Regions from separate parts of the Homo sapiens genome. Here region 1 is linked to region 2. A link is a loop called in an ENCODE intact Hi-C map of the cell type or tissue named here. Cell type or tissue: heart right ventricle. All regions are shown on one strand. Each heading gives the region's core, and the rest is flanking DNA. Links, peaks and the distances in the headings are about the cores only. Region 1 has its middle 18 kb from the start of MIR3125. Region 2 has its middle 88 kb from the start of MIR3125.

Region 1 (2,806 bases), core at 112-2,611, 70 kb after region 2:
GCATTTCCCATGGAGTAAAGTCAGAATCTCTTTGGAGATGGATGATATGTGTATGGCTTAAAAAAGTATTTTAAAAAACATTGCATGTTTGTATTTGGAAAAGGAGAGATATGCAACCTAAGAAACGCAAATTACAGAAAATAAAGCTTGACAAAATTCTCCTTGTAATGACTATAAGCTAAAGATAAACTCTCTGGGGAACTATCTGAAAATCCAGCTAGATGGGTGGAGTTGAGAGACTGTTAAACTTATTTAAAGGAGAACAGTCCAGTGGAGGCTTGGCTACCAGGAGCAGTTGCATATAGCCACTGGGCTGAACCTCCCTGAACCAGTCCTCTAAGTGTCTCTAGAAATTTCAATCTGACCCTGGTTAACAATGTAAAAACCATACAAAATACCCTTCTTACTCACATTGAGACAACTTCTGAACTATTCTCCTGAAAATTGTTCCTGGCGAAAAGATATCAAGCCACAACCGCTTTGTGAAGGTGCAGCAATGTGTTAAACGTAATATTCACTCTTTCTACATATATTTGTAGATGGCCAGCCATTGACCAGATCCTATGTGAAAGCTCAGAAACAAATGTTACAGGTGCTTGTTTAGGAAGCTCAGATATTCTAGATTTCAGTCTTTTAACTGGTATAAAGAGCTTAGACATTCAATCAGATCATGACTGTACTTTATAGTATTTACAGCTTTGTATACCATCCCAGCTGCCAGCAGAATCCAATATATTAAAAATGACAAAGTCTCCTAGATAATGAAGAAAGCTGTGTGCAGTCTCCAACTCACCAGTTGCTTATTGCTTTCCTCCTCCATTGCTGCCTTCCTGCCCTTGGCATAACTAGCTTGGCCATGAGATTCTTATCAGACTCCCGTGCTCCGAGTAACTATTAGACTCATTTCTCTGGTTTGACACTAAGGATATCTCTGGTTTCTTTTCATGCATTTGACATATTTTTGATAAGCGCTGCAGTGCCAGGACCCATGTGGACTTCTGGGAATACAGAGATGAAGGCAAGCATGATTTTCTGGAGGCAGCTGCACAACTGTCTAGAAGAATGATGTGACAACAAGCCACTATGTCTCTTCCCTTCCTCGGCCCTCAGTGTTCTCATCCTTATAAATGGGGGTCCAAACTAGATAACTCTTAAGTTCCTTTGCCAGATAGGGACTATTTAAAGACAGCACCTGCATGGTAACACACATAGAAGACTTAAGATCAGTGGTAGTTTTTATAGTTATTAAGGATATTATATTTTTAAATTGTTATGTCCTTAGTCTGGTTTTGTTAGATGAGCAATATACTTGAAGTTAAAAAACCTGGCCCCTGACCCTGGCTCTGTGACTTCTGCGGAAGGATCAGAAACAGAGAACATCTCAGGCGTGCTGGCCTCACAGGGTAAATCTCCTCATCTCCCTGTCTCTGCTTTTCAGGGCACTGTGGGGATAGGAGCGGTGCTAGCAAAAAAGGATACACTTCAGCAATTGTCATGCATAGATGGGTATTCTCCCTCCGCACCCCTTCCAGGGTCAGCCCCAGGAGATTCTCCATAGGCTACCTTTCTAGCCTCTGCCTCTGCAGCCAGGGCGGAGGGAGGACCTGGAGTCTCAGATTACTGCCAGGCCCATAGATCTCACACTTCCTTCCCAGAAGAGGAAAAGCTAGCCTAAGGATCTAACTCCATTGTTTCTCCTTCCTATGGGCCGGGTTGTTCCAGGAAGGAACTTCAACTTCCCTTTGAAGTCTTAATTTTTTATGATTATTTTTTAATGAGAAATGATCACGACCTTGGAATCCTATTGGCTCTGAAAACATAATGCCTTAAACTTGCGTCGCTTTAACTAGCTTTTAAGCCCCTTCAGAACCTGAGCCATCCCTCACACCAGCCTCACACAGAAACGAGCGGGACATATTTAAATTGGGAAACGAAATCTTCAGGGTGGAAATTACATTTTCCTAAGAATTATCTGCATTGACATATTCCACAAATAGTGTGGATCAACGCAGCAGACCCACGAAGGTGAAGCTCAGGTTCCACTTCAAGAAAGGATAGGTTGAGTGTAACTAGTTAGCAACCTCTAGCAGTTAACTCTTTCAGGTCCATCTCAGCACTGGAGCTAAAGTTGTGCTGTTCTCAGAGCGGCCCCACCAATGACCAAGCGAGGGATGATGTTACAAAAACCCTGTCTCTAATGGGCAATATTTGCTGTGGAGCTCCCTTCTGGGATGATAAAGACTTTTTCAGCTCTGCATCAATGTCTGATGACTCCTGCCCAGCCTTGCTTCCTCTGGCTTTCATTCACAGGTATTTCTCCCCAGTAGAGTACCTGCACACACGATTGCAACTTAGCTTCTACTTGGAGAAGACCCAACTGACACAGTGGCAGCAAAGTGGGATGATCCAAGAAAGCAAGTGGTTAGATGGGTTTTGGAGACTGGAACACTTGCCAGTCTGTGGGCAGTGAAGACCCCACACCAGGTAGTATGTGGGGCACAGATAATCCCTAGCATAAAGGGGTGGCTCAATTGCTAACATTTCCACTAATGGTAACTTTAGAAAGATGTTCTGGTGAAGAGATATGGCCAACACGTTGATTCAAGCATTTTAAAAGTATGGGAAAAAACAATGCATAGAAGGACAATGGGATTGCATTGCAGTACCAAAGGGTAATGAAAAATCGAGGACCATTAACAAAGTGTGAAGTTAAGAACATCTCTTGGGTAGCTCACAGAAAAGTTCTTCAAATGGTTTAGTGGGTATCTTAGTCCACTCAGGGTGCTATAATAAAAATACCTTTAAC
Region 2 (2,806 bases), core at 176-2,675:
ATTCATATAGACACTACAGTATGAGAACTCTTCCCAGAGGAAAGGGGAAAACAGAGGATGTCAGCTTACCTAGGGAATGGACAAGAGGTATGTATGTTTGGGGTGAGGGGCGGGGTGTGGGTGTATGAGGGTGTGGGACACAGATGGAAGAACCTCAGCCTGCTATTGTCTGTAAAGATAGACAACTTCAAAAATAATAATAATAAATAGCTTTACCTCTTCCCCCTTCTTTCACGCAAAATTTCTAAGTAGTATCGAGAAGCATAAGTATCTCAGATGAATCCCTGGGATGAGATTTTAGATTTGGCATGAAATTAGGCACGCTTAATGTTGCTCTTTACCAAATCACAGACCCATCAGAAAAGGAAAACAAAGGAACAATTTTCACTTTGTGTTAATAAAACTGTGCTTTGCTCCTTTGCCCTTGGAGTAGCAGCATGAACAAGGAATTGCAAGAAAATGTGGAGTGGGAGGTAGAAGATCTGTATTTCAGAATAAATGCAGTGCATTTTTTAAAGAAAATTAATTCCCATTTTTCTCAGAAGGGCGAGAGATACTCTATTATTGGGAGGCAAAAGTAAACACATTTTTTTTCTCTTCTTTCAAATAGCCTGTCATTTACCTTTTAGCATTACACATTCCTAAGGAGAATTTTTACCCCAGAAATAAAAACCTATGTTCTCTGCCATGAGAAACCCACTTTTTTTTTTAATGATCTATGTCCTGTCCCAAAGTACTACTGCTAATAGCATCTCCATTAACCCTTACATTATGAGTTTTATGTAGCTGAAAGTATCTACTCAAATCTTTTGCAAGTGTGTACTAAATTATAACTCCCATATTTTTGAAGGGTTCCTTTTGGGTTCCTATTTAAATGGTAGGCTGAAAACCTGTTTGTAGGGAAAAAGACAAAAAACAAAAAAAAACCCCACAAAAACAAGAACAGAAAACAAGCAACAAAATATTGTTTAAAAATATTTTATTTGGATCTACTCTTCCATCTACTTTGTGCTAACTATATGAGGCTTCGTCGAAACAACAATTTCTCAAGGAAGAGCTTATTATTCTGATAATGGAGATGAAGATTTAGAGGTGAAAGAGGTTAATTAACTCGTCACACTGTCAAGCCAGAACCAGAAGCAAAAGCCACGTATGCACAAGGCTCAGGTCCTCACACCACATGGTTCCTGTCCAAGCTGCGTCCAGGGCACCTGACTTCCAACAGCCACTATGGAACACAATCAAGGAAACAAAATCCCCTTGGGAGGGAGCAGATGACAACGCAGGCGAGGGGACATGGGCGTTTTCCTGGATGGGTCCCTTGGGGTTCTGGGAAACTATGACCACAAATCAGAGGGCCTGCCCAGCATTGTGTAACTGCAGTTCAGAACCAGAAAGTTCTCCTTCCCCTAGGAAAGGCTCCAGCAGGCCTGTCATGAAAAACCACTTTTCTGGACCTCTTTTCTTGAGCTCAAGTTGCATGGAAGAAATGAACTTGGAGATTCCGGCTGGCTTGAGGAATGGATGACCAACAAGTTTTGAACAAAGCAATCCCACTTCCTCTCTGTAGTGTCCATTTGAGCTAGACAAAATGCTCCTTTTGCCAGAGATGACTCCCTGGTCTACGCTGGCTGCTTGGAAAAGCCCTCTCAGACAGCCGCGGTAAATCACTAGGCAGCCACTCTCTGCAAGCCCCATGGCAGCCACGGTGCAAAGAGTGATTTATCAGGCAGCTTCCAACACAGCTTAATTTTTGGAGGCAGGCAAAAGATGCCAAAAGGCTTTCAAAGCTGAGCCAGAATCCCCCAAAAGAAGGAAGCAGGAGAGACACTTTGAGGAGGGGCCCAACCAGCTGCTGGAGCATCTGTGGCGGCGAGTAACTCCTCCAGGGAGCTGGGAGCTGGCATCTGGCAACCTTTCTTCCCTCCTTCTGTGTCTGTGTTCAGAAATGGAAATCCTGGGGCGGTCCAATCAGGAGACAAGAATGCTCCCTCCCTCTCCCCTCCCTGGAAACCCCTCCCCCTTCATGCTTCCTTAGACAGGAAACTAAATTGCTGGGATGGGCCACCCTAATTGCTACTCTTTTAATAACTTGGTTCACTCCTTGAAGTTTGTGTAAACATCTTGGAATTCCTGTAGTTAAGGCAAGGAGGAGAAGCATATGACTTGCAGGACAGCCCCTCTACTGCAATGAACTGGCTTCTGAGGAGTCAGAGAAGAATGAGTCAATCAACACGGCCCCTCTGGAGAAGGTCCCCTTCCTCTCCACAGCCCCCAGAAGGTCCTGGAACTTAGCTTCACAGGTGTCCACCGGACTTCCCCCGCCGCCTGCACCTAGGAGACTATGTGTTGTCCTCTCCCTCCTAACTACCTGGATGCACTCCTAGGATGCTCACACACTCCTCACCTGCACTGGCAGAGCACCACAAATGCAGCCCAATATTCCACCTTTTCCTTCACATCATGATCCTGGAAAGGACCCATAGAGGTTATTTCATTGCATAAATAAGAATTCTGAGAGCACCCAGAGAAGTTAAGAGATTTGCCCAGAACAGCTCAGCAAGGTGTTGTCAGAGCAAAGACCCCAGGACTGGCCTCATCACCCAGCCAGGCCTCACGGTGAGGCACTCGCCTGCTCTCCTAGAGAGTGCTGGACTTTTCCATAGCTGCCAATCAGGTTTCGGATCTGGGATTTTCAGAGCCAGCCTTTCTCCGTGGCATCAAGGAAGGCTTTTATATCTTCCTCCATATGGAGTGAACAAGTGAAAAGAACTATTTGAAAACCAACAGAGTAGGAGGGGGCTGG

Evidence for each region. Peaks named below come from ENCODE experiments on the same cell type or tissue, not always from the same donor. Only the 100,000 strongest peaks of a DNase experiment are listed, where the experiment ranks them.
Region 1: a loop joins it to region 2, with 4 times the contacts of the local background. A loop is called at or near these places in 3 of 110 quality-filtered maps.

Annotation. Positions count from the first base shown.
Region 1 is chr2:12,753,641-12,756,446 of GRCh38, reverse strand. No RefSeq gene overlaps it. Among named protein-coding and RNA genes, the nearest start is that of MIR3125, 18 kb to the right of the region's middle. In heart right ventricle, for the core only: no CTCF peak of the experiment used is centred there; no DNase peak of the experiment used is centred there; H3K27ac peaks cover 2,500 bases.
Region 2 is chr2:12,823,733-12,826,538 of GRCh38, reverse strand. No RefSeq gene overlaps it. Among named protein-coding and RNA genes, the nearest start is that of MIR3125, 88 kb to the right of the region's middle. In heart right ventricle, for the core only: no CTCF peak of the experiment used is centred there; DNase peaks (open chromatin) are centred at 1,298, 1,688 and 1,848; H3K27ac peaks cover 2,470 bases.